Linked DNA regions of Mus musculus: all the other regions are linked to region 5. A link is a loop called in an ENCODE intact Hi-C map of the cell type or tissue named here. Cell type or tissue: heart. All regions are shown on one strand. Links, peaks and the distances in the headings refer to the core of each region. The heading gives the core; the rest is flanking DNA. Region 1 overlaps Gm41399 (a long non-coding RNA gene). Region 2 overlaps Gm46538 (a long non-coding RNA gene). Region 3 holds the start of Dnajc22 (DnaJ heat shock protein family (Hsp40) member C22). Region 4 overlaps Troap (trophinin associated protein). Region 5 has its middle 11 kb from the start of Gm25999.

What was found. A loop is a pair of places that touch in the nucleus more often than their neighbours do. Peaks named below come from ENCODE experiments on the same cell type or tissue, not always from the same donor. Only the 100,000 strongest peaks of a DNase experiment are listed, where the experiment ranks them.
Region 1: a loop joins it to region 5, with 2.6 times the contacts of the local background. A loop is called at or near these places in 7 of 42 quality-filtered maps.
Region 2: it touches region 5 in a loop (7-fold over the local background); 22 of 42 quality-filtered maps call a loop at or near these places.
Region 3: it touches region 5 in a loop (2.1-fold over the local background); 7 of 42 quality-filtered maps call a loop at or near these places.
Region 4: a loop joins it to region 5, with 2.8 times the contacts of the local background. A loop is called at or near these places in 7 of 42 quality-filtered maps.

What each region holds. Positions count from the first base shown.
Region 1 is chr15:99,046,789-99,052,970 of GRCm38, forward strand. Gm41399 (a long non-coding RNA gene) reads left to right here. Exons shown (of 3, transcript XR_875655.2): 3 at 3,983-5,047. Among named protein-coding and RNA genes, the nearest start is that of Prph, 5.3 kb to the right of the region's middle. In heart, for the core only: CTCF peaks have their summits at 2,901 (motif pointing right) and 3,102; no DNase peak of the experiment used is centred there; H3K27me3 peaks cover 1,313 bases.
Region 2 is chr15:99,212,137-99,218,318 of GRCm38, forward strand. Gm46538 (a long non-coding RNA gene) reads right to left here. Exons shown (of 3, transcript XR_001781769.2): 2 at 4,030-4,219; 3 at 1,469-1,516. Spats2 (spermatogenesis associated, serine-rich 2) reads left to right here. Exons shown (of 13, transcript NM_139140.1): 13 at 1-330. The coding sequence ends at 225. Among named protein-coding and RNA genes, the nearest start is that of Kcnh3, 9.4 kb to the right of the region's middle. In heart, for the core only: a CTCF peak has its summit at 2,963 (motif pointing right); no DNase peak of the experiment used is centred there; H3K27me3 peaks cover 79 bases.
Region 3 is chr15:99,095,865-99,102,046 of GRCm38, forward strand. Dnajc22 (DnaJ heat shock protein family (Hsp40) member C22) reads left to right here and starts at 3,620. Exons shown (of 3, transcript NM_176835.2): 1 at 3,620-3,736; 2 at 4,959-5,911. The coding sequence starts at 5,072. In heart, for the core only: a CTCF peak has its summit at 3,383 (motif pointing left); no DNase peak of the experiment used is centred there; H3K4me3 peaks cover 3,085 bases; H3K27ac peaks cover 2,225 bases; H3K27me3 peaks cover 2,696 bases.
Region 4 is chr15:99,080,579-99,086,760 of GRCm38, forward strand. It overlaps Troap (trophinin associated protein), which reads left to right. Exons shown (of 14, transcript NM_030159.1): 9 at 288-371; 10 at 613-672; 11 at 1,257-1,391; 12 at 1,548-2,127; 13 at 2,331-2,524; 14 at 2,650-2,831. The coding sequence ends at 2,697. C1ql4 (complement component 1, q subcomponent-like 4) reads right to left here. Exons shown (of 2, transcript NM_001024702.1): 2 at 4,176-4,355. The coding sequence ends at 4,176. It overlaps Mir6960 (microRNA 6960), which reads left to right and starts at 227; the gene lies at 227-287. In heart, for the core only: a CTCF peak has its summit at 2,861 (motif pointing right); a DNase peak (open chromatin) is centred at 2,923; H3K4me3 peaks cover 712 bases; H3K27ac peaks cover 234 bases; H3K27me3 peaks cover 2,536 bases.
Region 5 is chr15:99,262,555-99,268,736 of GRCm38, forward strand. No RefSeq gene overlaps it. Among named protein-coding and RNA genes, the nearest start is that of Gm25999, 11 kb to the left of the region's middle. In heart, for the core only: a CTCF peak has its summit at 3,350 (motif pointing left); a DNase peak (open chromatin) is centred at 3,317; H3K27ac peaks cover 838 bases.

The sequences.
Region 1 (6,182 bases), core at 828-5,827, 220 kb before region 5:
CACTGAGCCAGCTGTCCGCTGCTGAGACCTATCTGAGAAAATCAAGTTTTGGCCTGCTGGTTCCAATGCTTTCAGGCTTGTGACAAGGAAGATCGTATTGTGGAAGGGCGTGAATCGGGAGAATGCTTACCTAGCTCCTCGCCTCATGACAGCTGGAAGCAAACCAAGAGAGAGGAATGGTCCAGGGGCAAGATCTCCCCTCGGGATAAAACTCCTGTGGCCACTTTCCCAAAAACCCTCCACTTCCTCCTCCCTCACTTAAAGATTTTAAATTGTGTGTGTGTGTGTGTGTGTGTGTGTGTGTGTGTGTGCTGCAAAGGCAGAAGAGCCTCTGAAAACTGTCCTGACAGGCACAAGCCGCTGTCCTGACTCACCTGTGCGTGGCTTCCATTTCAGCATCCTCATCAGGAGACAGGGCTGGATGGGCTCCAAGTTCCCTCCCACTTTAACCTGGAGTTCTGAGCCTAAGAGGAGCCTTGGGAAGGACGGGCAGGAGACTGCTGGGTGGACCTCATACAACCTGTCCTTCTCCAGACAATCCTACTGAAATCTTGAGAGTTAACAGTGTGGGGAAAGTGCCCCCTCCTTGGACCACGTAACTGTGATCGGCTTTAAAAGCAGGGGTGAGGATAACAGCAGTGTGAAGTGCTGAGTAGTCACAAGGTTCCACCCCCAGCATCACATAGCACACACAGACTGAGAGAAAAAGAGATGGCACATGAGGGAGGGAGGGAGGGAGGGAGGGAGGGAGGGAGGGAGGGAGGGAATATCAGAGGCCAGGTGTGGGGTGTGTGCCTATAATCCTGGCACTTCAGAGGTGGAGGAAGGAGGATCAAGGCCAGCCTCAGCTATATAGTAAGGTTGAGGCCAGCCTGGGCTACTTGAGATGGTATCACACAAGAAAAGAGAAGGTCTTGGGCTGAAACCATAGCTTAAAGTTTGCCTTAAATTCTATCCTCAGCAACACACACACACACACACACACACACACACACACACACACACACACTATGATTTACTAAGGCCCTAAGGCCTCTGAATCTTTCCCATTCATCTAACCTCAAGTTGTTTTAGATCTTAGCTGTATTTCTTCAAGTCCTCACCGTGTCGGGATCATCCTAACCTTGGCCTTCAGGCTCTTCCCTCCGCCTGCCCATAAGCCTGGAACTCATGGTCCTCCTGTATTAGGCTCTTGAAACTGAGATTATAGCCAAACACCAACATGTCTGGTTCAATTTGGGATCACTGAATCCTGAATCAGGAAGGAATAGCTAGGAAGAACATAGAAAATAGAACATTATTGGAACAGGTTGGTGAGTTTGAACATGGACTACCCACACACACTTATACACGATATAAATTTATATTGATGCTAAATGTCTTAAATAGAAGGTGGGCATGGCAGTGTATGCATGTAATTTTCTTGAACTATATAGCATGGCTCTCTCTCTCTCTCTCTCTCTTTCTCTCTCTCTCTCTCTCTCAAAGGTTTTACCCTTGCCTGGCCTCAGTGGGAGAGGAAGTACCTAGCTTTGTAGAGACTTGAAGTTGGGGGTGGGGGTTGGTGGGGGGTGGGGTGGCACTCAGCTCAGCGGAGAAAGGGGGGGGGGAGGGAGGAAGGATTGTGGGAAGGAGTAACCAGGAGGGAGGTAGTGATCAGGATGTAAAGTGAATAAGTACAAAATAAAATTGCATTAAACACAAAAAGAAAAGAAGAAAAGGTTTCACTATGTAACTGTGTATCCTTGGCTGGCCCAGAATTCCAAAAGGTGCAATGTAGTGCAGGCTTGCCTTGAACTCATTGCCCAGCTGCTGGGATTAACATCAAGCCTCACTACAAATGCCCTGTCTTGGGTTCTGGGACAGTGAGAAGCTGCCAGAGCCTGGGGATGAGTGGAGTCAGGACTAAGACCAGTGTAAAGGGCTCCTCCTCCTCCTCCTCCTCCTCCTCCCCTCCTCCTCCTCCTCCTCCTCCTCCCCTCCTCCTCCTCCTCCTCCCCTCCTCCTCCTCCTCCTCCTCCTTTTTCAGGTTTCAAAGGTACTTTATTTCTTTATTTTTTTCTTCAGTCTGCTGTACTTTAATGAGTCCACGATTCTTTGACTTGGCATTCACTTATGAGGTTTTTTTTGTTTTGTTTTGTTTTGTTTTCTGTTTTTTGTTTTTGGGTTTTGTTTTGTTTTGTTGTTTTTTGTTTTTCCAAGACAGGGTTTCTCTGTGTAGCCCTGGCTGTTCTGGAACTCACTCTGTAGACCAGGCTGGCCTCAAACTCAGAAATCCACCTGCCTCTGCCTCCTGAGTGCTGGGATTGAAGGCATGAGCCACCACGCCCGGCAAGACCTAGTATTTTTATTGATGAGTATCTTGCTCTATATCTGGGCAGATACTGAGCTATTCTAACCCAACTATGCTGGCCTGGCCTACTTCCCTGCCATCTTAGTCTTGCCCTGGCAATTCGTGCTCCTCCACTCGCTCCTGGGAAATCTCTTGGCCCCACCAGAGACCTCTCTTCTGGAGTCAGAAGTCCTGCCTCATTCTTTCCTGCCCAGCTACTGGCTGATCGGCTTTTTATTAGCCAATCAGAGATGATGGAAAGCAGTTTTTACACTGAGGCAGGGGATGTTTGACAATGCCACCATCTGACTGTAACCAGATCTCTGGGCCCAGTTATCAGCATCTGAATACACAGTACACAAAAACCATCCCCCCAACAAACCAGCACTGCCAAGACTCTCTTTTATACCTCCTTGCATAATTCTCCTCAACGGCCAAAAGGAACACGTTGAATATTTTGAAGCATCCTAAATTCCAGGATCCTGAAGGCTTAGAGTCAGCCACTCAAACTAGCACATTAACAGACTGTAGACGTGCCATTCTAGCTTCTGACCAGTAGGTGGCAGCAACACCTTTACCTTTCAGAACAACCAAAAAATAGGTGGGAGAGGAAAGGAAAGAGGGGGAAACGGAGTTCGGCTACCTTATAGGCATTTTATTGGCCTAGGTCTGAAGGTAGACAACCCAAATCCAAGAGCAAAAGCTGATATCTGCTCTCCACAAGAGAGGGCCTGAGGAGGAGGAGTCATACCTAAGCCACCGTGTGACTTTGAGCAAGTTGCTTCATCTGTTTATCTTCATTTTATTTAACTTTTTTCTTTGAAGAATTTTTAAATTTATCTTTACATGTGTTAGGGTTTTTTGCCTGCATGTATATCTGCGGACCACACGCATGCAGTACCCACATAAGCCAGAAGAGGGCGTTGGATCCTCTGGAACTTGCGTTACAAAGGGTTGTGAGCCACCGGTGTGGGAGCTGTGGATAGAACCCGCGACCTCCAGAAGAGGCCAGTTCTCTTCACTGCCAAGCCATCTCCTCAGCAGCACCCTGCCCCCCTCCTATCTTATTTTGTAAACTGAGAGCAAGAGCAGCAGCAATCTGGGTAGAATATCCTGATACTGGGAAATGACTGAATGTGTCAAGTGCTTACCACAGTGCTTGAAAAATACCAAATATTAGTTCTAATAAAGCGCTCTGAGACCCAGTGAGGTGAAGGTGAGTCAGGATACCCCCCCCCAACGGGGGAGATGGAGCTCAGAGACAGACACTGAGGGAAGAATTCTGTTCTTGGAGCAACTCTGTAGGTGGGAACCCTGAAGTCTGACTCTCCTTTCCCCGTGAGGTCTCCTTGGTCCCAGATACCAGAGCCTTGAACACTATCAGGACCTTGTGAGGCCCTCCTGTGCCCACCAGCACAGAGAAGGTTCCCTCTGCAACTGCAGAGTCTGTGTCCCTCTGAGCTTCAGGTCCTACCTAAGTGATGGGGAAGGGGGAGACCATGGGAGTCAAGGGACTTTTATGACAGTTGGCACAGTAATCCAGTGTAAAAGGAAGCAGGCACTTCAGGTCTTGGAGAGAGGAAGCATGGGGGAGGGTAACCACATTTCTAAGTTGACTTTGAAATTCTAAGATCTCTCCTTCCTCTGCAGCCAAAGCTGGGACCTTAGATGTGAGCCAAGGGCCTGACTAGCAGAGAAATATTAAGGACACTGGCCTATCTTGGGGATATGGCATGATGGTGTGCCCAATCTTGAACCTGGACCAAAAGGGTCTCCAACTAATACTCGGTTACAAAGACTTAGACAAGTGCCATACGGTATGCTCTCCTGTTTCTGATCCTCTGTCCTGTGGCAGAGGTGAGTGACATTGTTGACCACCCACTGTGAGTAACGTTTGTTGAGCACCTACTGTGAGTCCCAAAAGGAGACTGTTGCCAGCTCTGTTCTCTGGAGGAAAAAACTGAATCTCAACAAGACAGTAGGGCTGGAAAGATGGCTCAGCGGTTAAGAGCACTGACTGCTCTTCCAGAGGTCCTGAGTTCAATTCCCAGCAACCACATGGTGACTCCAACCACCTATAATGGAATCTGATGCCCTCTTCTGGTGTGTCTGAAGACAGTGACAGTGTACCCACATACATGGAATAAATAAATAAATCTTTAAAAAAAGAAATTAAAAATAAAGAAGACATAATTCACTTTGGGTCTTGTAGCTGTTAAGTATTCAGGCTGGTGACCTGACCTTGCTTCCAGAACCATTCATTCCCTTTACGCCACCTTAGCCTCAGCTACCCACATCCTCAGAAATATCTTGGGAATCTTGCCATCCATAAAAGACTGAGCCAAATCCCAGTCAATGTATTACACTCTCTCCTCTGTGTGCTGCCCCTTCCTCGGCCTCGCCAGAGTCCAGCTGCAGACCGGTAGCCTGCCACTAACCTCTCCGAATGCAGTTTCGAGTCCCCAGCACATAACTGACTGGTTCCGTTGCTGGTGGCCCACAGTTCCTTGCATGCACACAGCTGTTTCTCTGTAAATCTGCAGGGCAACCACAGGAGCAGAAGCAGAGAAAACAGCAGTGGCTAAGCACTAAGTGCCTAGCATTTTATAACTCATCGGATTCTCCTAATGATATGATACGATATGGGCGCTGTTGTTAGCATTCCCGTTTACGGTTAAAGAAAATAGGGCAGACCCTTTGTTCTGGCTGGTTTTGTGTGTCAACTTGACACAGGCTGGAGTTATCACAGAGAAAGGAGCCTCCCTTGAGGAAATGCCTCCATGATATCCAGCTGTAAGACATTTTCACAATTAGTGATCAAGTGGGGAGGACCCATTGTGGTGGTGCCAACCCTGGGCTGGTGGTCCTGGGTTCTATAAGAACGCAAGTTAAGCAAGCTAGGGGAAGCAAGCCAGTAACATTCCTCCACGGAGGCCTCTGCATCAGCTCCTGCTTTCTGACCTGCTTGAGTTCCAGTCCTGACTTCCTTTGGTGATGAACAGCAGTGTGGAAAGCGTAAGCTGAATAAACCCTTTCCTCCCCAACTTGCTTCTTGGTCATGATGTTTTGTGCAGAAATAGAAACCCTGACTAAGACACCTTTCAAAAAAGCCCAAAGTATGCTGCTCATTAGGTTGAACAGCCATGTGCCCCCCCCCACCCCCCAAGTCCCAGCACACTAAGGAAGGACAGGCTTACCTTCCCCTCCAGCCACTAGCTGACTGGTACTTGGCTCCTTCCACTTGGCATCCAGCACTACTCTAAGCCACCAGTGAGAACAATCCAAAAAAAAAAAAAAAAAAAAAAAAATCCTAGATTCTCCCTGCCCCAGAGGCCGACAGCTTGAGAGACACCACCACCACCAAACAAAACAAAACCCATCAATAAAACCTGTTACTTTTTCAGCCTTTACCATGTATGTGTTAAGCATGTACATATATGTATTCATTTAACACAGTGATTTCTCAGCCTGTGCGCCACAATCCCCACAGGAAGCGCATATCAGATACTTACATGGCCGTTCACAACAGTAGTAAAATTACATTTCTGAAGTAGCATTGAGATGAGTTTAAGGTTGGGGGGGGTCACCACGGCAGGAGGGACTGTGTTAAAGGATTACAGCCTCTGGAAGGTTAAGAGCCCTCCGATATTTAGCCCTCTGATGCTTTGCTGACAGGAAACAGAGGCCAACAATGAGGGTCGTTCTCTAGGGCACGGGTCCTTTGGGAAAGGGTGGCAGTTATGGCAATCTTACCTGTGGCTTTTTCTCCTCTGTCTTTCTCCTCCAAGAGCTCCCCAGCCTGGCTCCTCACCACTAGGAGTGAAACCTTCTCTGCTTTGCCTTGCTGTGT
Region 2 (6,182 bases), core at 639-5,638, 50 kb before region 5:
AGTGTGGGCCGCTACAGAAACAGCTCATGGTATTCTTCCGGGCCCAGGTATCAGGGTGTTCCGCCACAAGCCCCAGGAAACGCCGGCGAGCGGAGTCGCCCTTACTCTGCAGGGACCAATGGAACTGGAGCCATCTCAGAGCCTAGCCCACCCAAGCCTTCGTTCAAAAAGGGGCTCCCACAGCGCAAACCAAGGGCCTCTCAGGCTGAAGCTGCGAACTCCTGAGGGGAATTCCAGTTAGCCTCTCTTCTCTCCCATCCAGTTCAACCTAATAACTGGACTTTAGGAAATGTATACTTAGATTTAATAACAAAAAGAAATTTATACATATCTCTTTGGGCCATCCTAAATATTTTTGATTTCTTCTCTCCTTTTTTTTTTTTTTTTGAATGAAAGCTGTTTTCCCTTGGCCTCTCCTAGTGATATGGACTGACTCTGGTTGGTCGTTTTCACCAGGAACCAGGGGAACTATTGCCAGTTTTCCCAAAGGTGAGCAGCCTCCTTCCCAGCGCACCTCACCTCCAGCTGCTTACCGCAGAGGCTCCGGGAGGAAGAGTGTCTGCTAGTCCAGTCTCCAGTCCATTCGAGCAGATGCCACAGGTGCCTGCCAGGTTCCCACCAGTTGCCTGAGCGGGAGTAGAAATGAGGGGTTTTATACACTACTGGGTCAGCCAGAAAAGGGAAATGTGCGTCAGTTCGTGAAAGAGCCCGGGGAACGCCCTCTGTCTGGAATGTGCCTGAGGTCTGACATCAAGTCAGGGTTTCCATCCCACACTTGGCACCGTACCTTAACCTGCAGTTTCTTCCAAATGCCCAAAGCCTTGTTTCCGCTTACCTTAGGCTGAAACCCGGCCTAAGGAAATCTATGGGAAAGTAACATTTTAAGTTTTTTAAAAGAAAAAATGTTTTTCTTTGTTTCAGTGTTTGGAGATTTTTGTTGTTTGTTGTCCCTCCCTTTCCTGAATCCTGTTATGAACCAATTTTATATAATATAATTAGTGTTAATCTAAGGTGTTACTCGGCACCGTTGTTGCGGTCATCTTTATAAGTGAATAAATAAAAGCTAGTGCATCACGTGACTCCTTAGCGCCGTCTCTCTAGGCCTCATGGGTAGAAGTCACTTGGGCAGCCTGTTCTGTGCCCTGATGAAGGTGTCTGATCCCAGCTCCTCTGTCCGCTGCTGCCTTGTTTTAGAACCAAATTAGACGGTGGAAGGCACAGCTGTTACTGATGGGGAGGAGCGCTCAGCACGTGGGGAGCACCACAGCTGCCCACTTCTCCCCCAGGCAGCTGAAGGTCATAGTGTGCCCCCCCCCCCCACTGTTCCCTGTCCCTTGATGGGTAGTGAGTGTAACCATGTCTTTGAGCTCACGTAGCAAGTGGTGCTGGCGTCAGACATCCTCCTGCCCCACCAGTGTCTGCCACGTGGTAACAGGGCTTCTTCCCTGTGGATATTCTCGACAAGTGCGGCTGCCTCGGGGCCTGGCCTGGCTCGCAGTGGGGCCCGAACTGCAGGCTGGAGAAGGAAAGGAGTGGGACTGACGGACACTGACTGATAGTGGGTTGTTCCCAGTAAGGCAGCAGTCGCAGTGTGCAGAAGCCTCTTTCCAAGGGCTGAGCACCAAGGGCCTCTGGCAGGAGTTCAGGAGCTTCAGGCTGCCTTTCCTGATGAATTGTCCTACCTTGACAGGAACCCAGACACTGAAGTAACCCCGAAGGGCTAAGAGAGCATCCCTCTTTTTTGTCTCCCCCTTTTATCATAAAAAAGAGATCATGTTGTCTGTTTGGGGCCCTACTCTTTAGCCACCTTGAAATTTTACCGTTTTGGTTTATATTTTAGCCTAGGGGTTAAATCCAAAGACACACGGGTAAGCAAGTGTCTAGCATTAAAATATACCTTCAGCTCGCTCTTAAGTTTTCCTTTTGAGACAAGAGTCTTCCTACGCTGCCTTGGTAGACCTCAAGCTTGTGCTGTGCTCACCTCATAACCTTTTGAAAAAAAAATATGGAGAAACAGCTGTTGGCAAAGTTGGTCTGCAAGTTTATCGGCCCGGCGCCGGTTCCTATCCCCAGCCAGCCAGTGCAGATCTGGAAGCCCAGAGCTGGGGAGGCGCTGACAGATGGTCCCAGGATTTTCCTGGCCCTGGATTCTAGCCAGTCAGCAGGCCAAGTTCAGTGAGAGACCCTGTCTTAAAAAAACAAGGTGGAAGTGCCAGAGGTGTGGCTCAGTGGCTAGGACCACTTGCCTCTTCAGAGCACCCATGTTGGTTGGTTCACAACCCCTGCAATTCCAGCTCCAGAGAAACAGACGCCCTCTCCTGGCTCCACAACTCCTGTGCCCGTGTGGTGGAAAACAAGGTGAAAGCCAATAGACAATCACTTCTGCCATGAACCTTTGACGTATGTGTACACACATACCTGCATGTTCCACACATACACACACAGACACTATACACATATCACATACACTAGACACATACATATACACAGTATATAGACACACTGCATACACATACATTCTATATGCATATACACTATATACATATGTACATACTATGTGTGTGTATGTGTGTATATATATATATATACACATATACATATACATATATATATATATACATACTGGTTGGATATATGGTTGACTGTTTATAATCCATGCTCTTGGGAGGCTGGTCACCAAAAGTTCAAGGCTAGCCTGTCTCACATAGTGAGTTCTATGCCAGTTAGGACTAAGCAATGAGACCCTTCCTCAAAAACTTTAAAAGGGGGGCAAGTGTTTTAGTTATAAGACTCAGTTGTAAGAGAGTGTCCTGTCATAAGCAAAGCCCTGAGTTTAGACCCTAGTACCAAACCCCCTCCAAACCAAAAGGATATGTGGTAAAAACAAACAAAACCTCTTTGTTTTTTAAATGAGGTGTTTAGACTTCATTTATTTGTGTGTGTGTATGTGGTTGTTCTAGAAGGCCAGCAGGGGGCATCAGACTCATCCCACCTGCAGCTGGAGTCACAGTGTTGAGTTGCCCAGTGTGAGTGCTAGAAAACACACTCCAGTCCTCCCTCTGCAAGAGCAGGGCTCTCCTAACCTCTGAGCCATCTCTGCAGTCTCCTTCCTGACCGCCCACCACCTTGTTGTCTCTCCCTGGCCTGGGAGGAGGCTAGGGTCACCGGCCAGTGAGGCCCAGGGACTCTGTCCATTCTTATCTTCCCAGGACTTGGATTTCAAGTGTGAGCCACCATACCTGGAATTTTCACTTCAATTTTGGGAATCAGACGTAATGTTTGTACTTAATGATGGAGCTGCCTCCTGAGACATTCTAGAACTTTTTTTTCCTGAGATTTTTTTTAATCTTTTTTTTAATTAGATATTTTCTTAATTTACATTTCCAGTGCTATCCCAAAAGTCCCCCATATCCCCCCCCACTCCTCTACCCACCCATCTAGAACTCTTTTTAAAGAACAAACATGAAAATGACTATTTTTTTTCCTTTTGTATAATTGGTAGTTATACATACATTTACACAGCTTGGGTTTTGTTTTGTTTTGTTTTTTCCTGATTACCTTTGCTTTTTAACCTACTGACTTTGATTTGAAGAAAAAGCATAAAAGCTGGAATGTTAGTTATTCCTTTAATCCCACTACTGAGAGGCAGAGGCAGCTGGGTTTCTCATGAGTTCAAGGCCATAGTGAGTTCCAAGACAGCCAGAGCTACTCGGAGACCCTGTCTCGAAAAACCAAAACCAAAGAAAGGAGTAAGAAGCACTAAGTCGAGCCTGACCACATTTCACTGTCATGGCGGTGCTCAGGAGGCGCAGGGAGGGGGGCCAAAGGTCAAGGTTGTCGAGCAGATACATAGTGAGGCCCTGGGTCTGAGGCTACAGAAGACCTCATTGTAAGCATGGATCTTTTTCAAAACCTACTTTATTTAGGGCTCGTAAACACTTCAACCTCTCCCCTAACCCATCAACCAGAAGGTGGGGAGTGGGGGGTGGGGGTGGGGGATAAGGTTAATAGAAAAAGGGAGCTGGGGACCTGTTTAGAAGTCTCTCTTAGTAGAGTAGTCAGGGTACCAGCAGTGCAGGTCAATAGCAAACACCAAACATGAATCGGAAGCTGCAGGACGATCCAGCAGAAACAGCAAGGCTCTGCTGAATCAGCATGAGTCAGCGGAAGCAGCCAGAAGCAGGCATAACACCATGAGAAGTTCTTTGTGCGTTTCTCTCTACAAAGTAAAGACCAGCAAAGAAGTGAAACATAGCATAGCAATTCAAGAGCATCCTCTCACTGTTGTGGGGTTCCATTTATAGTCTTTCTTTTTTTTTTTTTCTGATAGTTTCTTTTTTTTTTTCTTTTCCATTTTTTATTAGGTATTTAGCTCATTTACATTTCCAATGCTATACCAAAAGTCCCCCATAGCCACCCACCCCCACTCCCCTACCCACCCACTCCCCCTTTTTGGCCCTGGCGCTCCCCTGTACTGGGGCATATAAAGTTTGCAAGTCCAATGGGCCTCTCTTTCCAGTGATGGCCGACTAGGCCATCTTTTGATACATATGCAGCTAGAGTCAAGAGCTCCGGGGTACTGGTTAGTTCATAATGTTGTTCCACCTATAGGGTTGCTATAGTCTTTCTGAACATCACACACCCTCTCAAAGGTCTGTTTTCAGCAAAACACCACATGACAGCTTCCAGGAAAACATCACGTGACACAACTGAGTCATTAAACCCAGAAATTTCCACTTTACCCCATAGTTTCTGCCCACCCCAAAAAAGACCACCTCAAGACTAGCCTGGGCTTGATAGTGAGACCTGTCTCAAAAACAATAAATAAGCAAAATCTAAACTTAAAACATGTAGGGGGACTGGAGAGATGGCTCAGTGGGTAAGGGCACCGACTGCTCTTCCAGAGGTCCTGAGTTCAATTCCCAGCAACCACATGGTGGCTCACAACCATCAGTAATGAGATCTGATGCCCTCTTCTGGTGTGTCTGAAGACAGCCACAGTGTACTCATATACATAAAATAAATAAATCTTTAAAAAAAAAAAACATGTAGGTGGGGCTGGAGCGATGGCTCAGTGGTTAAGAGCACTGACTGCTCTTCCAGAGGTCCTGAGTTCAATTCCCAGCAACCACATGGTGGCTCACAACCATCTGTAATGAGATCTGACGCCCTCTTCTGGTGTGTCTGAAGTCAGCTATAGTGCACTTACATATAGTAAATAAATAAATAAATAAATAATATGTAGGCGTTTGTGGGTTTGGGGGTGGGAATTAGATTTGTGTGTTTGCTCATACGTATCCACACATGTGGAAGCCAGAGATCAGCCTTAGGTGCTACACCTCAGCCGGCATTCATCTTGGGTTTTGGCTCAAACTCTGAGTGGAACTCACTATATAAACCCTTGGTGGGTTTGAATTCATAGAGATCTGCCTGCCTTTGCCTCCTGAGTGTTGGGAATAAAAGTGTGAGCCTGCACACAGCCTGTTTCAGTTGTCTTTATCTCTCCTTCGCTAACAGCTCAACCACTGTGCAAGCACTCACACATTAGTGGTGAGTGTGTAAATCTGCACACATATTAGTGGTGAGGGTATACACGTGCACACATATTAGTGGTAAGGGTGTAGATCACACACATTAGTGGTGAGGGTGTACATGTTCACCCACATTAGTGGTGAGTGTGCACATCTGGACCACTATCACCCATAGTGATATCAGCTGGTCACAGTGGCACACGCCCTTAGTCCCAACACTTGGAAGGCTAAAGCAGGAGGGTTGCAAGTTTGATGTCCGCATGGGCTACACAGCAGTAAGTTGTCTCAGAAAGGAAGTCTATGAAGAACCCATAGATGTAGCAGTTGTGTTTCTTGTCACTTGTCCTACAGATGTAACTCCCAAGTGGGGAATGATTACTGTGTCATTCAGTGTTTGTTTTAGCAATGCTCATAAATAGAAAACAAACAACCCATACAAACACTGGCATCTACCACCAGGCACCTGTTAACCTCTTTACATCACGTTCCTACAGTGGAATACTATGTACCGATAGGTAAAAGATATTTGAGCAGGCTCTCCTGGAGGGGGGGGGGGGGACCTGGGCTTGCATTCTTCATCCTTATTTACAGAGATGTCCAGGGCTATCTTAGAGACCAGAACACCTCCTTAGATGGGACCAACCACCCAGA
Region 3 (6,182 bases), core at 757-5,756, 170 kb before region 5:
TTGGCTGTCCTGGAATTCACTCTGCAGACTAGGTTGGCCTCAAACTCAGAGATCCACCCGCCTCTGCTTTCCCAGTGCTGGCATTAAAGCATGACCTGGGCTGCAGACCCCAACACCCAGATCTTTTGATTTCTAAGCGAATCCATCTCTTAGGGCCCAGAGAAGTAGTAGTTGCTGAAGACCCAAATCTTTGGACTCTTGCTTGGGCCTAGCTAATTACTAGTCCACAGCTTGGGAAGACAATACTACTTATAAATTACATTATAGTCATCTCTTTTTCGCCTAGCTCTGTCTCCACTCTTCCATTCATTCTCAAACCACTAAGAAGTTGAGACTGGCCTGACCAGGGCTGGACCTCCTGCACTTTATATAGAGAGCAGGGGATTCTGGGTCTCTGGAACATTGCTTTATAGGGCACCTCTAAGGCAGCTTCTGTTTGCCTTGCTATTCCCAGGTCTACATTGTTCTTGGGGCCACTCTAGTTTTGTCTCTTTCCCCTATGTTTTAACCTCTTTCAATTTTGTCTCGTCAAATTTGGGGTGGTCTTTGCTCCTCTTTGGGTTCCTGCCTCTGGGAATGACCCAGTGTAATAGTGATGTGCTGTGGAATCCAGGCAGCAGAGGTAGAGCTTCCTTGTTGCCACAAATGAGAACACAAGAATGACCAGGCCATGCCAGGGCACGCCCGCCGTCGCTTTTCATTCCGGGCACAGGCGCCTGGTCGATGCCCTGCTGTCCACCCTCCCCTGCAAACGGCCCTCCTCCTGGCCCCCGCCCCCTCCACCGGCTTGGAAAAGGCAAATTTGACATTTTTAAATCCCGAGCCTTAGAGGGATCGATGCGGCCCGAGGGCCCCGCCCGGGGTCGATATTCCTGATTGGGAAGCGGCCGCTGAGCGGAGCCGGGGTGTAAATCACCCGGACTGGGGGGCGTTGCGGGGGGAGGAACCAGGAAACCTACTGAATCCCACGCGCGCTCAGCGGCAGCTGGAAGGGTCTCTGCTCAGGCTGGACCGAGGGCGACCGACTAAGAAAGACAGGATTTAAAAGAAGCCGAGAGGAGCCCACCCAAGGCCTCCCCCCTCCCCCGTCTAGTCCTGCCAACTCCAGCGGCCGACTCCGGTCTCGCTTCAGCGGCCGCCATCCTCCGTTGCCCCTGGAGCCGCGAGGGAGGCCGGTGTCGGAGCCAGCCATGCAGCGTCTCCTCTCCGGCCGCTCCCGCGGGGCCCGGGCTTCGGCGGCGGCTGTCACGGAGCCGACAAGCTGGGCTGGCGGGGAGGAGGCGGGCGGGGGAGGTGTTGGGGGCGGAGGGGGGCAGCTGGAAGCCAGCGCAGTTCTCGCTCAGTGGGCGCAACAGATGTTTGCAGAATAGAGGAGCGACAAGGTGGTCTAGGGTAGCGAGCGGCGCCGGGGTGAGGGGACCTGGGCACACTTAGGAATGAGAGTGCAAACCTGCGACGTGAGCAGGCGCTGGAGGGCGCCGGCCAGAGAGACTGGGGAAAGGCTAAGCAACTTTTGGTCCTGTCTGGTCATCGCCTCGGCCTCCAGTACCTGCCGCGTTCGGTTGGGGAAACCGAGGCAGCTGAGACCGAGAGAGGCCTGGAAGATGAAAAATCGGGGACGGTGGCGAAGGTTGGGGTGGCCATCAATTTCCTCACGGGTTTCTGTATCAGCCAAGGCCAGCCCTGGGCCAGTGGCGGGTAAATACGTTACTATGCCCTCGACAGCTGCTCACACGCTCCCCTCCCTCCCGCTTCAGCTTGTCAGATTCCCCCCACCCCCACCCCACCTCCCACCCCGAGCCAGTTTATAGAACAACAATTTGGGGAAAACAATCCCGGCCGAGTGACGGCCCCGTAATTGTGACAAAGTGAGTGCGGACGGCTGGAGAGAGCGTAGGGCGGGAGCGAGGCAGGGCGAGGCGCAGGCAGGGGCTCCTCTCGCCCACCCTGTCACCCCTGTTCTCATTCCGGTCACCTCTCATCCCTCTCCTTGACTCTTCCTCAATTCTTCTTCTCTAGGTCCCCTGTGCCTCCCTTCTCGTTTCTCCATCGCTCTGCCCTCTCCTCACAGTAATGGTCCTCCTCTCGCCCCTCACCCTCCACCACCCTCCTCCAGATGTGCCTTTTCCTCGCTCATTTCTCACTCTCTTCTCCGTCCTCCACTCTTTTCTCCATCTTTTTCACGCGCTTACATTGCCCTTGGGTCCCAGGGCTCTACGGCAAAAATCTGCTTCGCTCCCTCCCCAGTCCGTCCTTTCTAGGCTGGGCCCGAAGCCTTCATCCCTTTCGCGTTTTTGGACACTTCTGGGCCCCTCCTGCGAGCAGGAGACCTGGCTCCCCGGGGTCCCCTCCCCCTCCAGGCGGTTCGCACTGGGCTCCCGGCTCCCGAGCGAGTTTGTTTGTCCAGCGGCGGCGGCTGCTTCTGCCCGCGCTGTTTGCCAAGCTTAGCGCGCCGCCGCGCAGAGCGGGCCCAATTAAGTCTCATTCATTATTCAGCGCCCCCGTCCGCCCCCCGTCCCCAGCCGTGGCTGGGTTGTCGTTTTGTCGCCCCTCCTCAGCCCTAAAGGGGCCATATCTAGTCCCCAGCTAGAACTAGACGTTGGAGGGAGCTAAAACATTCTGCCCACTGTTGACAAGTGACCCTAAGTGAAGCCCACCGGCTCCATCCCTACCTCTAATCAAGCCTGGGGAATTTCGTAGATCCAAGCTTCTTTTAAAAGAAACTGAAGCTCAGGAAAGGGTGTGACTTGGCCAAGGTCACGGAGCTGCTCGGGGATTGTAGCCCGGGATGTTGAAGGCATCTTGTAAGCCAGCTCCATTCCAGCGTCCAAGCGAGAAGGCAGGCTCCTCTCCCCCGAGTCTCCCTGGGTTTGCCCTTACTCTTCTGATGGCTCGCCCCCACCCTGTATCCCTTGCTGGTGTGGGTTCCCCCCCCCCCCTTTGCTTCAGGCTACAAGGGTCTGAACAGCTTCTGGCTCTATGGATTCTGGGCTATGCAGGCTCAGACTCCCAGGTCTGGCTGTGGAGTCCCCTAACTGGAAGGCCTGGAAGCAAGGTAGTGAGGCAGAATTGCGGGTCTTGAGGGGCTCTCTCCTTCACCTCTGAGTGGATGTCTCTCCTTTAAGAAATTAGACGTGATCCTATAATGGCCGTCTTGGAGTACAGAGAGAAGCGAGACAGGGATCACCTCCCATTTGTGGCGGAGAGGAGAGGAAGTCGAGATTTTTAATTTTATTGATAGAGTCGCCCTTTTTCTCCCGCCAGGTAGCTGCACGGTTCGGACAGCTTTGACCAGGAATGTCCCAACCTTGCAAAAAGGAGATCTGGGACTTTTGGGGACCCTCCCTTCCGTAAACGGCAGCGCCATCTGGCGGTGTTAATGAAGTGCTGCAAGAGGTGCGCACTGCCGGGAGTGGGGCGCGGTTCCAGGCCCTACAGTGTAAAACTGGGTGAGTCTGGGGAAAGCTTCCCGTAGAGAGGGCGATCAGAGCCCAGGAACACAGGACCGGAAGGTGGCTACGAAGGGGCTGACCAGGGCTTTCGGGGCGGGGCCTGCAGGAGGTGGCCTGACTTCAAACACAGTCACCCAGCACTGAGGGACAAAGTCCACTTGTGTGGAGGTGAGAGCAGTTACAGAGGGGCCATTTTGAATCTGTGTTCAAAGGCAATGGCTGTTCTGAAGCAGCCTGGAAGCCTGGGCTGCCAGGTACTGCGGCCCTGCTGGGACTGCCTGAGGGTGAGTTTGCTTGAAGTAGGTAAGACGATTGGCAGGCAGATTTGATATTCTGAGGATTTTTGCGGCCGCTTTGTAGAGTGCCTTCGATCTGGTTGATAGGGATAGGATGGCTGGGCTGTGGGGTGCTAAGGTCTGGGTCAAAATGTTCTCCAGAACGTTTAAGTGGAAGGAGTTCAGGGTCCCTTTCAAATTTGGCTTGTGGGAGAACGGCATAGTCTGGGGAGATGGGAAAGCTGGAAAGGGCTTTGGCCGAGTTACAGAATGCACCCGCTTACACACACACACACACACACACACACACACACACACACACACACACACACACACACACGATGTTAAAGGAGTGAGTTTGGCTAAGACACTGGCTTTCAAAGGGGTTTGAAACAGTGAAAAAGTATTCTCTTCAGCCCTTTCCTGTGAGCCATTACTATTCCAGAGTCTAAGGGGAGGATAGAAATTTAAGCTTCTTTTTTCCCCCTTCTTATTCTTTCTCAATTTTACTTTATGTACACGGGTGTTTTGCTTGAACCTTTGTGTGTGCACTGCATGCACTCCTGATATCCTTGGAGACCAGAAGAGGGCATCTATGAGCTGCCATGTGGGTGCTGGGAATTTAAACCCCAAGTGACCCCTGGGTCACCCGTTAGTCCCAAGCTTTTGAGTTGTTGTTGTTGTTGTTCAGGCACCTAGTTCTCAGTGTCCCAACTTAAAGTCACTTAAAACATTCTCTTCCTGGGGGTGGAGAGATGGCTCAGCCGGTTAAGAGCACTGACTCTACCTGGTGGTTCACAACCATCTGTAATGGGATCTGATGCCCTCTTCTGGTGTGTCTGAGCACAGCTACAGTGTACGTATGCATAATAATGAATAAATCTTAAAAACAAAAACATTCTCTTCCTTGGACATGGTGGCACATGCCTATAACCTCAGCACTTGAGGAGGTAGGGGCAGGAAGACCAAGATGTCCTCAGCTATGGCCGCATAAGACCAGTTTGGAACGTGCAATAAGACTGTGCCTCAAATATCAATAAATTAATAATAAATAAATGAAAATATTTTAATTGAAGCATTTCCTCCCTTAAATATGGAGTCACTGTGATTGTAAATAACAGGACTGGGGTGCTAACGGAAGATAGGAGACATCTAGTACCTGAGAGACCCCGAGGTAGGGCTAGCTTGATTTTTATTACTGCTGAGCCTTTCTCCTTGCTTCACCTCTCAGGCCTAAGGATGACCCTCCAGACTGCAGTGATTCTCACAGAGGACCTTGAGATTTCTGCAATTTGATCAATGTCAAACGCCACTGGATTTTCTCTGAGACTCTTGCCCTAGAGGATGGCCAAAGGGCTGCTGATGACCTATGTCCTTTGGGCTTTGGGGGGTCCTGTTGGGCTCCACCACCTGTACCTGGGAAGGGACAGCCATGCCCTGCTCTGGATGCTCACCCTGGGAGGTGGTGGGTTGGGCTGGCTCTGGGAATTCTGGAAGCTCCCGAGCTTTGTGGCTCAAGCCAACAGAGTCCAGAGTTGGAAACAGAGGCCGGAAGAGGAGAGACCACCTCTCAGTCTCCTTCGCTTTGCTTCCCAGATAGTAGTGGGTGTCTATTTTGGTCTTGTGGCTCTAGTCAGCCTTTCTTCCATGGACAACTTCTATATAGTGGGCCTCCCACTGGCTGTTGGCTTAGGGGTCTTGCTGGTAGCTGCTGTTGGTAACCAGACCTCAGACTTTAAGAATACCTTAGGAGCGGCCTTCCTCACGTCCCCTGTGTTCTATGGCCGCCCCATAGCCATCCTGCCTATCAGTTTGGCTGCCAGCATTACAGCCCAGAAGCATCGACGATACAAAGCCTCAGCGGGGTCAGAGACACTTAGTGTGCGGCTCTACCGCGTGGGCTTGGCTTACCTCGCCTTCACCGGCCCTCTGGCCTACAGTACGATGTACAACACAGCTGCCACCATTAACTACGTGGCAGAAACCCTGGGTTCCTTCTTGAGTTGGTTCAGCTTTTTCCCACTTCTTGGCCGCCTCGTGGAGTCTGTCTTGCTTCTGCCTTGCCGGATCTGGTGGCTACTGGTCGGAGGTCCTGGCTTCAACAGCAGCCGGTTCCAGGAGTGGGAAAAGCTCTATGAGTTTGTCGACAGTTTTCAGGATGAGAAACTTCAGCTGGCTCACCAGGTAAGCCTTTCTTCCCTCTTCGGGTAAGTCTCCTCAGAGAGGAGAGCCTGTCTGGACTCTGAGCGATGGAAGCCCTGCAGGAGCTTGTAGCTTGCATGAGGGAGCTCTGTTCTGAGTCTGGCCAGCTATGCCTTGAAAGGGGATCCTGGCTTCTTTGGGCTTCATGAAGGTACATGAGGAAGACACATGAATAATAAATACTTTTGTTGTTGTTGTTTTGTTTTGTTTTTTGTTTTTTGAGACAGGGTTTCTCTGTGTAGCCCTGGCTGTC
Region 4 (6,182 bases), core at 856-5,855, 180 kb before region 5:
CGTGAGCCCCCAAAGAGTAGCTGCTGCAGTGGGGAGAACAGGAAGGTAGCTTTGGGGGCCTCCACTGGACGGTGATGGCTCCCATCTGCTGCCCTCCCTCCCCCATTCCTGCAGCCCAGTTGTATAGTACCACCTTCCATCACCGAACAGTCAGCTGTTTATAGACAGTCTCAGGGTGTTCGCTCCCCAGGCCTCTCAGCTGTGATTTCTATCAACAACCCTTGGGCTGGGCAGGATGAGAAGAGTTTGGCTGGAAGCCCTGCTCAGCCAACCACCTCTCTCCTCAGAGCACATATTCATCCATGAAACGCTTTGCCATTCGACGGAAAGCCCAATTCACACCCCTCCGATCGCTACCTAAAGTTCAGCAGGTAGGAGAAAGCAAAGGAGGGAACCAGTAGGGGCCAGGACTAGGGAGGAAGGGAGGAAGGACAGATGGATGAAGCAGTGTAAGTCCTTGGTAAGGACAGGTGGACAGCAGTGTAAGTCCTTGGTAAGGACAGATATACTGGATGGGAATTGGGGGTGCGCGGGGGGTGGGGGAGAGAGGAGGTCTATGACAGGCCAGAGGAGTGGGTGTCACTCATGGGTGATCTGTCCTGTCTGACATAGGCTCAGTGGCTGAGTGGCCTCTCCCCTCATTCCTCCCCTGAAGAGCCTGCCCTGCCCTGGGTAAGTGTCTAAATCCTTCCTGTACTGAGGTCTGTGGCACCGTCCCACTGGCCTGGAGGGCTGACAGCCTTGTGATGTGAGGTAGGTGTCTTCGCCTCCTGCCTCTCCTTCTCTCCTTCCTATTCTGTGTTCAGAATGCCTGTCTGTCTCTGTGTCTATCTTCTGATAGTCTCAAACTTTGAAAAAAAAAATTTTGCCGGGCAATGGTGGTGCATGCCTTTAATCCCAGCACTTGGTAGGCAGAGGCAGGTGGATTTCTGAGTTCGAGGCCAGCCTGGTCTACAGAGTGAGTTCCAGGACAGCCAGGGCTACACAGAGAGAGAAACCCTGTCTTGAAAAAAAAATTTTTTTTTATCCTTCTGTGTTTATGTGTTATGAACATCACAACAGCCTGAACCTCAAACTGTTGATTCTCCTGCCTTAGCGTCTTGGGAGCTAATATCGGCTCTGCTGTATGTAGGCCTGCACCACCATACCTGGTTTTAAAAAGAACCACCAGCTTTGACCCATTCCAAGAGGGGGAGGAAAGAGTGCTCTCTACCTTCATGTGGCTTCCTCACCCGCCCCCTTTCCTTCTGTGGCAGAGGCAGATTGCTATGAAGTTGTTTGACCAGGAGAGTCGCATCACCTTGCAGAAGGAACCCAGGAAACCATCGGTGGCAAGCACTTCCGGGCCTCGCCCCAAGAGAACCCCCAGCCACCAGGAGCTAAGGATACAGGTGGGCCTGTAGGGGCAGCAGCTCTCATGGCTTCTTTTCCATGAGAAGGCTTGGGGGAAGGGGAGCTGGAAGGAAGGGTAGGGGATGACATTGCGGGTGGGGGTGGGGAGCTTGGGAACACACGGTGACACGCTGGGATACTCTCTCCCACCACAGCGCATCAATATTTTGCAACAGCTCTTGCAGCAGGAGGTAGAGGGGCTGGCCATGGGCGATGGTGCCCCTCTGAATGGAGGCTCTGCTTTCGATATGACTGAACTAAAGCTCCCGACGGCTGAAATTTCTAGAACTCTGACAGCTTCAGAACACAATTCTGGAGCTGCCCTTGTTGGACTGTCACAACACTCTGGTGCGACAGAGCCCCTCCTTTCGGAAGAGTGTGAGGAGCCACAGGCCTACCCTGAGGAGACTAAGGCGGCTCAGCCCTGTTCTACCACAGAACTAAAGCCCCCAGTGCCACACAGAGCTGAGCCAGAGCTGCCGGAGCCGTGCCTTCCAGCACTGTCCGGACCCCCTCTGCCTAGCTGTCGGGGACAGGCTGAGCCCCCCATGGCCTGCCCTAGGACAGAGCCGGGAGCATCGGCAGCCTGCGCTCTGGAAGCTGGAACCCCAGAGTCCAGCACGCAGCCCTGTTGCAATCAGGGGCCTCCAGCAACAGCCAGCTTGACCTTCTCGTCCCAAAGCCCAGTCTGTGCCAGCCCCTCTATTCACTCACTCTACCCAACAGGCTATTCAGGTAAGGAATTGGCTGGCAAAGGACATGAAGAAAAGGCTCTGTCTTTCTAGGAGTGAGCCCTGCCTTGCACCAGGTCCGTGCCTTGTCCTGTCTTTCTAAGTGGCTGCACTCATGGGGGAGGAGGAGGGGTAGGGAAGGGGTGGGGCGGCACCCGGAAGAAATATAACTCCAGAGGCCCCCTCTGAATTCTCCATGGCCTTCAGGCCCCAGCAGCTTGGCCCCTCGGACCCTGGCTCTGAGGCAGCGCCTCAGGGCGTGTCTCGACACCATCCATAGCTTCCAGGAGGCTCACCTGGATGATGAATGCGCCTTCTACACCAGCCGAGCCCCACCTCCCGGGCCCACCCGGGTCTTCACCAACCCCGTGGTCACAACGCTTGAATGGCAAGATGCCCTGGTGAGCCTTCAGTATACAGCCAGCATGCCGACAGCCTATGGGACAGCAGCAGGTTGACCTTGCTTCCTCTACGGAGAAGTGATGGAACATGACAAGCCCTCTTTTTTCTCTCTCTCTTTCTCCAGCGTTTCGTTCCAATTGGCCCTGTGGTCCCACAGGACTCTCCATCATGACTCCGGTCTTTACTGGGCTTCTCCTCTGCTGCACTCACCTCTTCCTTTAGCCTTATTTATTGTTGGCCTGCCCATTGGACTGGGAGCCAACGCCCCTTTATCCTTTAATAAAGTTTCTATAAATTGTGTTTGAATGGGGCAGCCAGTGCTGTTGGTCTCCGGTGGCCCACTTGGTGGCAGTGTGCTCCAATTTAGAGGAGATTAAGCACTCAGGACCGTGGGCTTCCTCTTCAGCAGTTGTCCAACCAGAAAGTGGCTGTTCAGCCTACCTTCTTGGAAATTCGTGCGTGGGTTAGGGGGAAATTACGGAACCTGTTCCCTCTGAGATCGCTCCCACTCCAGGGGACCCACCAGGTATTCCCTCATCTAGAACACCGCTGTTAGACCTCTCAGTTGGGCACCTGTGGCTAAGCTACTGGAGGCTGAGCCAGGAGAATCTCTTGAACCCAAGAGCTGGAGGCAACCCTGGGCAAAAAGCTGTAACCCGTCTCAAAAGGAGAAAAACCACAAATAAACCAACACTAAGGGAGGGGGGGGAAAGTGGCTGGGATTCTTTTCCTATGCAGGGTCTTCCACACTCCACCTGCAAGGGCAGCAGGAGCCCTGAAGGGAGTCCTTCCTCTGCTGTCCTCCCTTGTGGTGCTCCTTTTCTGGAGAGGCAAGCCTGGCCAGGCTTAACTGCATAGATCAGAGATAGATCGCCCTGCTGAGATCGACAAGCAGAGTGAGAGGCCTTTCAGGGCGTCAGGCAAAGGGCCAGCCACTCCCCTGCCTTCCCTCCACCTCTGTACCAAGGTAGGCAGACACACACAATCTCCAACCTCACTTTATTGAGAGAAGTGACATGATCTGTAGCTCCAGGACCTAGCCTGGAGAGGGGTGGAATGGGGACTGTACAAAATGGGTTCTTAATGCTAGGAAGGAAGTCCTTGGCTCCTCCAGTTCACAGGAAGGCCGCTGGTGGTTGGAGCCTGAAAAATGGAGATGGGGGAGGGGAAGGGAAAGAGTGGCTGCTGAGGTCTGTATCTAACCTGTGCCAGAGTCCCCCTCTCACCTAGACAGGTTCCTTCTCTTCTGCCCTTTCCCTCCCAAGCTGTTAGGACGGCCCCTTTTTACCCCGGTGAGAGGTGAGACTTTGATCTCCGTTAGTGAAGCTTCCCCCAGTTCCAGGCAGAAGGGAGGGCCACGCTCGAATTTCCTCTCTCTCTCTCTCTCTCTGGCCGGTTTCATTGGATCCCAAGGTAGTCCCTCCCTAAGCGGCTGTCTTCATCTTGGCCTTCCCAACTCTTGACTCCCCCAGCCACTTAAAACCCTTGAGCCCCAAGAATCCAATCGCCCCCGCCTAGGTGGCCTGGGGAGCGGGAGAGACTGCGGGCTCTGAAGGATGGGGCCTTGGGCAGGGCTAGCAGGAGGTGGGTGCGGATTAGAGCGAGGGGTCGAGGGGGCGGGCGAACGAACATGAGAGTAAGGTGCTGGGCTCAGTCCGGGTAGATGATGAATCCTGAGAAGGTGCTGTACTTATTGGTGTTCCCGCCGTGCACCTTCCCACCGTCCAGCTTGATGAAGACCTCGTCACCCACGTCTAGGTGCAGAATGACGCTGTTGCTGGCATAGTCGTAGTTCTGATCCGCATCCTGAGCAATGGCGCTGGCCCGGACCTAGTGAGGGAAGAGAAAAAAAAAAAAAAAAAAAAAAACCAGACCCATTGATTCTTGTGCCCTGTGCAGAGCTGAAGTGACCAAAGGGGTTGAGTTGGTTGGCTGCTGGAGCAAGGATGGCTTAGGTTCTGGGGGAGCGGTTCTCAACTGTAGGTCTCAACTGACCCTTTTGGGAGTTATATATCAGATATCCTTCATATCAGATATTTACATTATGATTCATAACTAGCAAAATTATAGTTATGCAATAGCAACGAAATAATTTCATGATTGGGGACCACTACAAAATGAAGAACTGTATTAAAAGAGTTTCAGCATTAGGAAGAGCCACTGGGCTAGGAGTTCACAGAGCTTCTCTGGCATGTCTTGGGCACACACTTGTCTTCTCTGGGCCACTACTAGAGCAATACGGGGTAATAATAATGGAACCTATCTCACGAGGTGGTTAAGATTAAATGAGTAAATTACTTGTGGAGTTCAGAGCCATGTTCTGTATATAGAAAATGTTATATAGTATTGCTATTCTTGTGCCCCCCCCAAAAAAAGAAAAGCTTTCAGGATACTTCTAGGATTCTATGTTGTCTTGGAATTTCTAAATTAGCTTTCCTGAGGTGCAAACGTGTCTACACCTATGCTATACCTGTGTTGTACCAGTAGGAAAGTGAACTGTTTCCCTCTGGCCTCCTGGGCTTCCCTGGGGAGTGTCACCTGGTCCCCTACCATGTGAGGGACTGCCTTTGGTCTCTGATCTCTGGTCTGCAGCAGTCACACCACCAGCCCCTTCCCCCAGTTTCCATCCCATCGGGACTGGTTATTAAATCATTAATTATTCATCATTATTCTAATCATTATTTACCATTCCCAGGCCCGCAGTGTTGGCTCCATGGAATACAGAATGGGAGCTTGCACCGCACCACCCCCTCTAAAACCGCCACACTCCACCCTGATTCCTGGCACAGACTGAGTCTACCTACTTGATGCCACGAGAAGGAAGACACCAAGCTCTGCTCACACTCTGGCATTCCACGGTCACAGAGACACTTGGATCCTGTGGACACTCACTCCCTTGCAAACACTATCAACCCCATAAAGACTTGCATAGCCTGGCAACTCCCTTTCCTCACCCTCCGGTGGGAAGGCTTGCTAGGAACAGACCCCGAAACTGAAGCAGAAGGTGGGCTGGGCGGTGTCCTCTTGGGGTCCGAGAGCTTTTCAGCAATCTAGCAGGGCTCAAGGCTTAAGGCTTAAGGGATCCTGAGCAGTAGGCCTGATGCACCAGGGCCCCACCCCTCCCATGGAACATTCAAAGGTCACTGTTCAGTCCAAACCTTCTTCATCCTGCAGAGTACAGGCAGCTCTCTCCACTCAGCCCTATGGCATCTTGCTTGTTCAAATATGTGGGTCTTTGGGGGTGCTATCCCCTCAAATCTTAGGTGGCAATGCTTTTTGACTCCCCACTGGGGCAACACCTAGAGGAATCTGAGAGGTTCCCAGGGTGGGCTTAGGCCCCAAAGACCAGGCCTCCCTTCTTCCTGTCCATTGTCTCCTAGCTTTTCCAAATCCAATCTGGTTTACCCCACCACTTATATAGCCCCTGGAGCCAGAGACCCTTGTCCACATCTGCCTACACAATCAGTATTAACTGGGAGGAAAGCTTGGTCTAGGTTTGGCTCCAGGTCCTGGGGATAAACAAATAAGATCTAGTAGAGAGGCCAGTTAGTGTTTTCTCCCCTCCACCCCCTTTCACTTCTCTTTGAAAATTCAAGCTGAATGACTTCCCCTGGGGGGAGACTGCCACTACCCAAAACAAGAGATCCCATTCCATTC
Region 5 (6,182 bases), core at 464-5,463:
CTAGATATGAATATGTTAGATCTAGATACTTAACATTAAAAATGCTTGTGAAGGACACCAGGAAGCTCGGACAACTAGGAAGGCACAGTATATCTTGAAGTAGAAAGACTCGCTATCATAAAGATGTCAGCTCTCCATAAATTAATCTATAAATTTAATATGGCCTAATAAAAATACCAATAGACTCCATAACCTGAATGTAAAGTTCACGTGTCAATTTATACCGATTTAAACAGCGGCAACAACAGCAAGCTAGCCAGGAGCGTGCTGAAAGGGAAGGTTAATGAGGGGGAGGAAGCTCTCCCACATAGCACGGTGAACTCCAGAGAATGCCAGTGCGTGCATAAGCGGCTCCATCAAGAGAACAGAATGGTCCAGAAATAGATCCAAGACGTTAAAAAAAAATGTAGTATATTATAAAGATAGCATTGTCTGTCAGCAGGGAAAGGCTAGATTATTCAGTAAGTACTATTGAGACGACTGTGCAGCCACCTGGAAAAAAATAATGCGGCCTCTCTGCTTCACTAAATCACTTCTACAGGAATCAATTGTACTTAAATAAATACAAAAGAGTAGAATTACAAATTTATAACGTCAGAGTGGGGAAAGTATTTCTCACGTGGTACAAGATTTCTCAAAGCGTAGGAAAAGACAAATTCTGTCATCAGAAAAAAATCTATAATTTCTGCAGGGTGAAAGCACACCATAAACAAAGACAAATGGCGAACCAAGGGGGTGCCTGTAGCTCATCCAACAGACAGGAGCTAACTTGCTTTATGTATGCAAAATCCTTTCAAATCGATATGAAAAAGAATAAAACTCCTACAAATGGGTTGCTGACAGAAAAGGAAAGATAAATGGCCCTCAGACATATTAAAAAAAAAAATGCTCAAGTCCCTCATAAGAAAATTGAAATTACATTTAAATATGTCTCACCCATAAACCGGCAACAATTTCAAACGCTTGATGGTGGGTCAAAGGGCAAATTGTCCGTTGCTTGTTGGAATTACAGCTCCGTATGACCTTTGATCCAGCACACCTGAATGTATGGGTGATAAACTATATAGAAAGTTAAAGCATTGGTAGAAAAGGTTTAGAAAACATCCAGTCACTTAACAGCACAGGACCAATCAATTATACAGCGCATCCAAGTAGTGGGTGCCGTACAGCCAGCTGGAAGAAGAGCTGGCATAAAAGCTTTATAGAGTGATTTTAAGAAAAGAGTTGCCAGGTAGTGGTGGCGCACGCCTTTAGTCCCAGCACTCCAGAGGCAGAGGCAGGTGGATTTCTGAGTTCGAGGCCAGCCTGGTCTACAGAGTGAGTTCCAGGACAGCCAGGGTTACACAGAAGAAACCCTGTCTAGAAAAAACCAAAAAAAGAAAGAAAGAAACGCAGGCTTTGGCTGAGGTGGAAACAGGCTTGGTTTGGATGAACTGAGCGAAGGTACCAGCGGCCATCGTCTGACATGTTTGTGTTTGGTTGTGTGTTCGATTTCTCGAACCCACAACGGTGGTTTACAACCATCCATCTATCCAGTTCCAGAGGAGCCAATGCCCTCTTCTGACCTTTGTGGCACTGAGCACACACATGGTACACACACAAACAAACATGCACTGCACACAGGACCATGCACGAAAAACACACAAAAGGTAGCCGGGCGGTGGTGGCACACGCCTTTAATCCCAGCACTTGGGAGACAGAGACAGGTGGATTTCTGAGTTCGAGGCCAGCCTGGTCTACAAAGTGAGTTCCAGGACAGCCAGGGTTATACAGAGAAACCCTGTCTCAAAAAAAAAAAAAAAAAAAAAAACAAAAACAAAAACAAAAAAAAACCCCACAAAATGTAAAATGAACAAACCTAATCCGTAAAATGTTTAAAAGAGAGGGCTGTTTAGTTGTATGTGTGCTGTCCAGGTCCGTGACTCAGGATAGAACTGGAGGTACATGGAGGAATCAGCCTGACAGTTGCAGCCCCAGGGCAAGGCAAGGTCATCCTGGGAGAGTCCTAGCAGTGGGGTGTCCCCCCCCCCCAGGAATGCAGGCAGGAGACAACAGTGGAGGCAGGCCAGGAGTGAGGGGAGACTACAGAGAGAGAGGCAAGGATAACTAGTCTGTCTCTCACTTGGCTGAAAACCTTTGAGGATATAAAATGAGCTTTATTCTTCTTGATGGTTTCCCTGTCTGTCTACCCTTCAGTTAGCACAAGGGTCTGTCTGTCCACCGTTCTCCCTGTGGCAGATCTATCTTTCCCAACTCAACATTGCTTGAAATCCCTCTGAGCCCTGAAGGCCTCTCCTGCCTGGGCCTTACCTCACACCTGAAGGCCGCTCTCCAGCTCTGCGGGCCCAGCACACCTTCCCACCCAGAGAAGACAGAGACATTGCATTTCAGTGTCATGACTAAGAAAATCGTCTCAGCACAACACAGTCAGGAGCCCATTGCTGAATGAGTGGTTGGACAGACAGACGGACGGATGGACAGATGGATAGCTGGAAGGATGCATGGATGGTGAGTTCTCAGGAGCCTAAGAACATTAGTTTTGGTTTTGTAATGTTTCAGAACTTATAGCCACGCCCCTGTGGTTGTGACAAGCTCACCCATCGGAAGTGTTTTGTTCATATTTATGTCCTCAGTGTGTGGTACAACACACGACAACACACAGTAGGTGTTCAGAAAGTGATTAAGCAGTCAGCTGGTAGCTGAATGTGGTCGTGCATCCCTTAATCCCAGCGCTCAGGAGAGCAGAGGCAGGTGGATCACTGAGTTCGAAGCCAGCCTGGTCCACAGAGCAGATTCCAAGCCACCCAGGCCTACCTAGTGAGACCCTGTCTCAAAACAGTAAATACAAGCCGTAATACAAAGTCATTTAATCTAGTCTGCTTTCTAAGCAGAAGCACAGCAGGGGCAAGATGATGGCAGATGCGGCTCAACCGGTCCCGTGGGAGGGAGGAGCAGGCAGTCTATACCTTCAGAAGAACTTGACTTGGTTTCTACTGTGTGCTCAGTCTCCTGAGCAGGATGCCTAGTATTGGGTGCTAAAGGGATATTTGTTGAATGAATGAATGAATGAATGAATGATGGTGTGGCATGTGTTTGATAGCCAGGCAAAGAGGAAGTGGCCCAAGGCTGAAGGAGAGAGGACTGGCCACTGCTAATCATCTGTAGGGTACAGAAGTTCGCCTTTGTGCCTTCACTCTCCCTTTGCTGACCTCGCCCTTCACTGGCAGCCCAGCACCTTCCCAGTTGGAGCCCTGAGGTACACCTTAGGCAGTTCCTAAGCTTCCTGTAATGTCACCCCTCCCCAGGCAGGCCCTTGAGTCTCTTAAACAAGCACTCTGCTGCCTCCTAGTGGCTTCTACAATAAAGGGCCTCTCTTCGGAAGCATGGCAGTGACCGGAGAGGGCAGGCACCTGAATCTTCCTAAATTTCCCAACCTCAAGTTATTGGGAAGCAGCCATAAGCATTCCTCAGCTGAGTCCTGGCTGCTGGGCCAGCTCTCCTCTCCTCCTCTCACTTAGCTTCAAGAGAGCTAAGCACCTTCAATTCCAGTACTCGGAGGGAGAGGCAGAAGAATCAAGACCACCGTGGTGTACTTAGTGAGTCCTAGGCCAGTCAGGGATACATAGTGAGACTCTGTTTCAAAGAAAGGAAGAATAGATGGAAGAATGGATGGAAGGAAGGAAGGGAGGGAGGGAGGAAAGAAGGAAGGACCGACCTGAGCCAACAGGCCAATCTTACGCATGTTGAGGGATATTCAAGTTAGTGACTAGTGTAACATACCCAGTCTTTGCTTTGCCTTCTCCCAACTTTAAGTGATGGCTTTGTGGGTGGTGAGGAGAGCAGCCAGGTCCTCACAGCACGCAGCATGAGAGGAAGTCTGGCACCTGTGGAGAACTAGAGGGCCCGTGCCTCTCAGGAGCTAGCCATTGCTGTGTTCTAGCCAATTGGCTTTGCACCTAACAGCAATCTAAGCTAATAACCCCCAGACCACTTGGTGATCTTGTGAACCTACAAGGCAGGGAAACACCTGGGGCTCAGAAACCAAAGTTTCTGCCAAAGAAAAAAGCTGCTTTCTTTTTTCTTTTCTTTTTTTCTTCTTCTTTTTTTTTTTTTTGTTTTTTTGTTTTTGTTTTTGTTTTTGTTTTTTTTTGTTTTGTTTTGTTTTTTTAAGACAGGATTTCTCTGTGTAGTCTGGCTGTCCTGGAACTCACTCTGTAGACCAGGCTGGCCTCAAACTCAGAAATCCACCTGCCTCTGCCTCCCAAGTGCTGGGATTAAAAGCGTGCGCCACCACCGCCTGGCAGAAAGCTGCTTTCTTATGTTTCTATGGCGCGCACACGTGCACCTCTGTGTGCTTGTATAGTTGACTCTCAAACCCAGGCTTTATACATGCTGGGAAAGCACTTTGCTGTTGAGGTATGCCCAAGCATGCTTGTTTGTTTGTTTGTTTGTTTAGTGGCTGCTTTTAAGATGTTCTTTTGGGCCGGGCGTGGTGGCGCATGCCTTTAATCCCAGCACTCAGGAGAGGCAGGCGGATTTTTGAGTTCGAGGCCAGCCTGGTCTACAGGGCAAGTTCCAGGACAGCCAGGGCTACACAGAGAAACTCTGTCTCGAGGAAAAAAAAAAAAAAGACGTTCTCTTGGGGATGAAGAGATGGCTTGGCAGTTAAGAGTACTGGATGCTCTTGCAGAGGTCCTGGGTTTGAATCCCAACACCCACATGGCAGCTCACAACTATCTGCCACTCTAGTTCCAGGGTATCTGATGCCCTCTTTGGGCCAAACGGCACCAGGCATGCACATCGTTCACAGACATGGATGCTGCAAAGCACATATGTCCAAAGTTAAAATAAACATTTTGTTTAAAATTGCTCTTTTGTCTTTGGCTTCAGGCTTCACTGTGATAATAGGTATGGCTTTCTTTATACTTATCTGCTTAGGTTCTCTGAACTTGAAGTTCATTCTTCTATTATTTGGAAATTCTCATTATCTCTTAGGACATTTCCCCTTCTCTTTCTGGGACTCCACAGTCATGTGATATCACTCCACGTGCCTTCGGTGCTTAGTTTGGGGGCTTGGGTGTTAGAAGGTGCTACATTTGGTTGTTTTCTGTCAGCCCAGCCTCGAGTTCATGGATTTCTCACCACCTTTGGTTTTTGTCTAGATTGCCAATAACCTTGTTGAAGGAATTCTTATAGTTACTTTTTCTGTGTGCTGGGAATTGGAATTAGGGACTTTCAGTGTGCAGGCAAGCATCTACCACTGAGCTGGATTCTCAACCCCATGTTATTTGTGTGTGTGTGTGTGTGTGTGTGTGTGTGTGTATGGGGAGGGGGCGAGAGTGTGTGCTCGAGCCTATGTGAACTGTCCGAGGAATTCAGGAGAAGGTTTGAAGCTGGAGTTACAGGCGTTTGTGACCTTCTTGACAAGGTCCCCAGGCCCTCTGCAAGAGCAGTGCCTACTCTTCACCACTGAGCATCCCCCCAGCCTCTAACTTTCTAATTTCCAGATCCCCATCTTTAATTTCCTTTTCTAGAACTTCCTGCTCTTTATTCAGAGCCCCTTTCACTCATGTGTAATGTCCGCCTTCCCGACAGACCAGACCCTCAGCGCTTTAGCTCCGGCTTCTCCCCGGCCCCGGCTGACGTGCATAGTATCTCAGCCATGCCCACGTCTCTTTTCGAGATGACTTATCAGGAATTCTGCCTAGCCTTAGCCTCCCACAGTAAGTGAGACAGGAAAATATATCTTTCTATCCCTGGCTCTTTGTCTAGGTTATTTCCAAAAGATTCTTGTCCCCCTTTCTTCCAAGTCTCTGCAGTCATGACTGGGGCTAACACAGATCTTTCCCTCGGGTTCTTTCCCACGTTACTTTTGACTCGTCGTCGTCTTGAGCCTCCTGAGGCCATGAACCATGCAAGCAAAGTTATGGCCAATGCTTAATATAGCCCCTTCCATGCCTTCCTTGGCTCCCCTCAGGTTGTGATTTTTGTTTGATCAGATAGGCTAACTCTGTTCTAAAAAAACAAACAAGTCTTGCGTATCAACTCCATTGCTAGAAAACCAACACACGTACACACACACAGGCACATACACACACACACACACAGAGGCACACACACACACATCCCCGCACACAGGCACACACACACACACAGGCACACACACACACACACACACACAC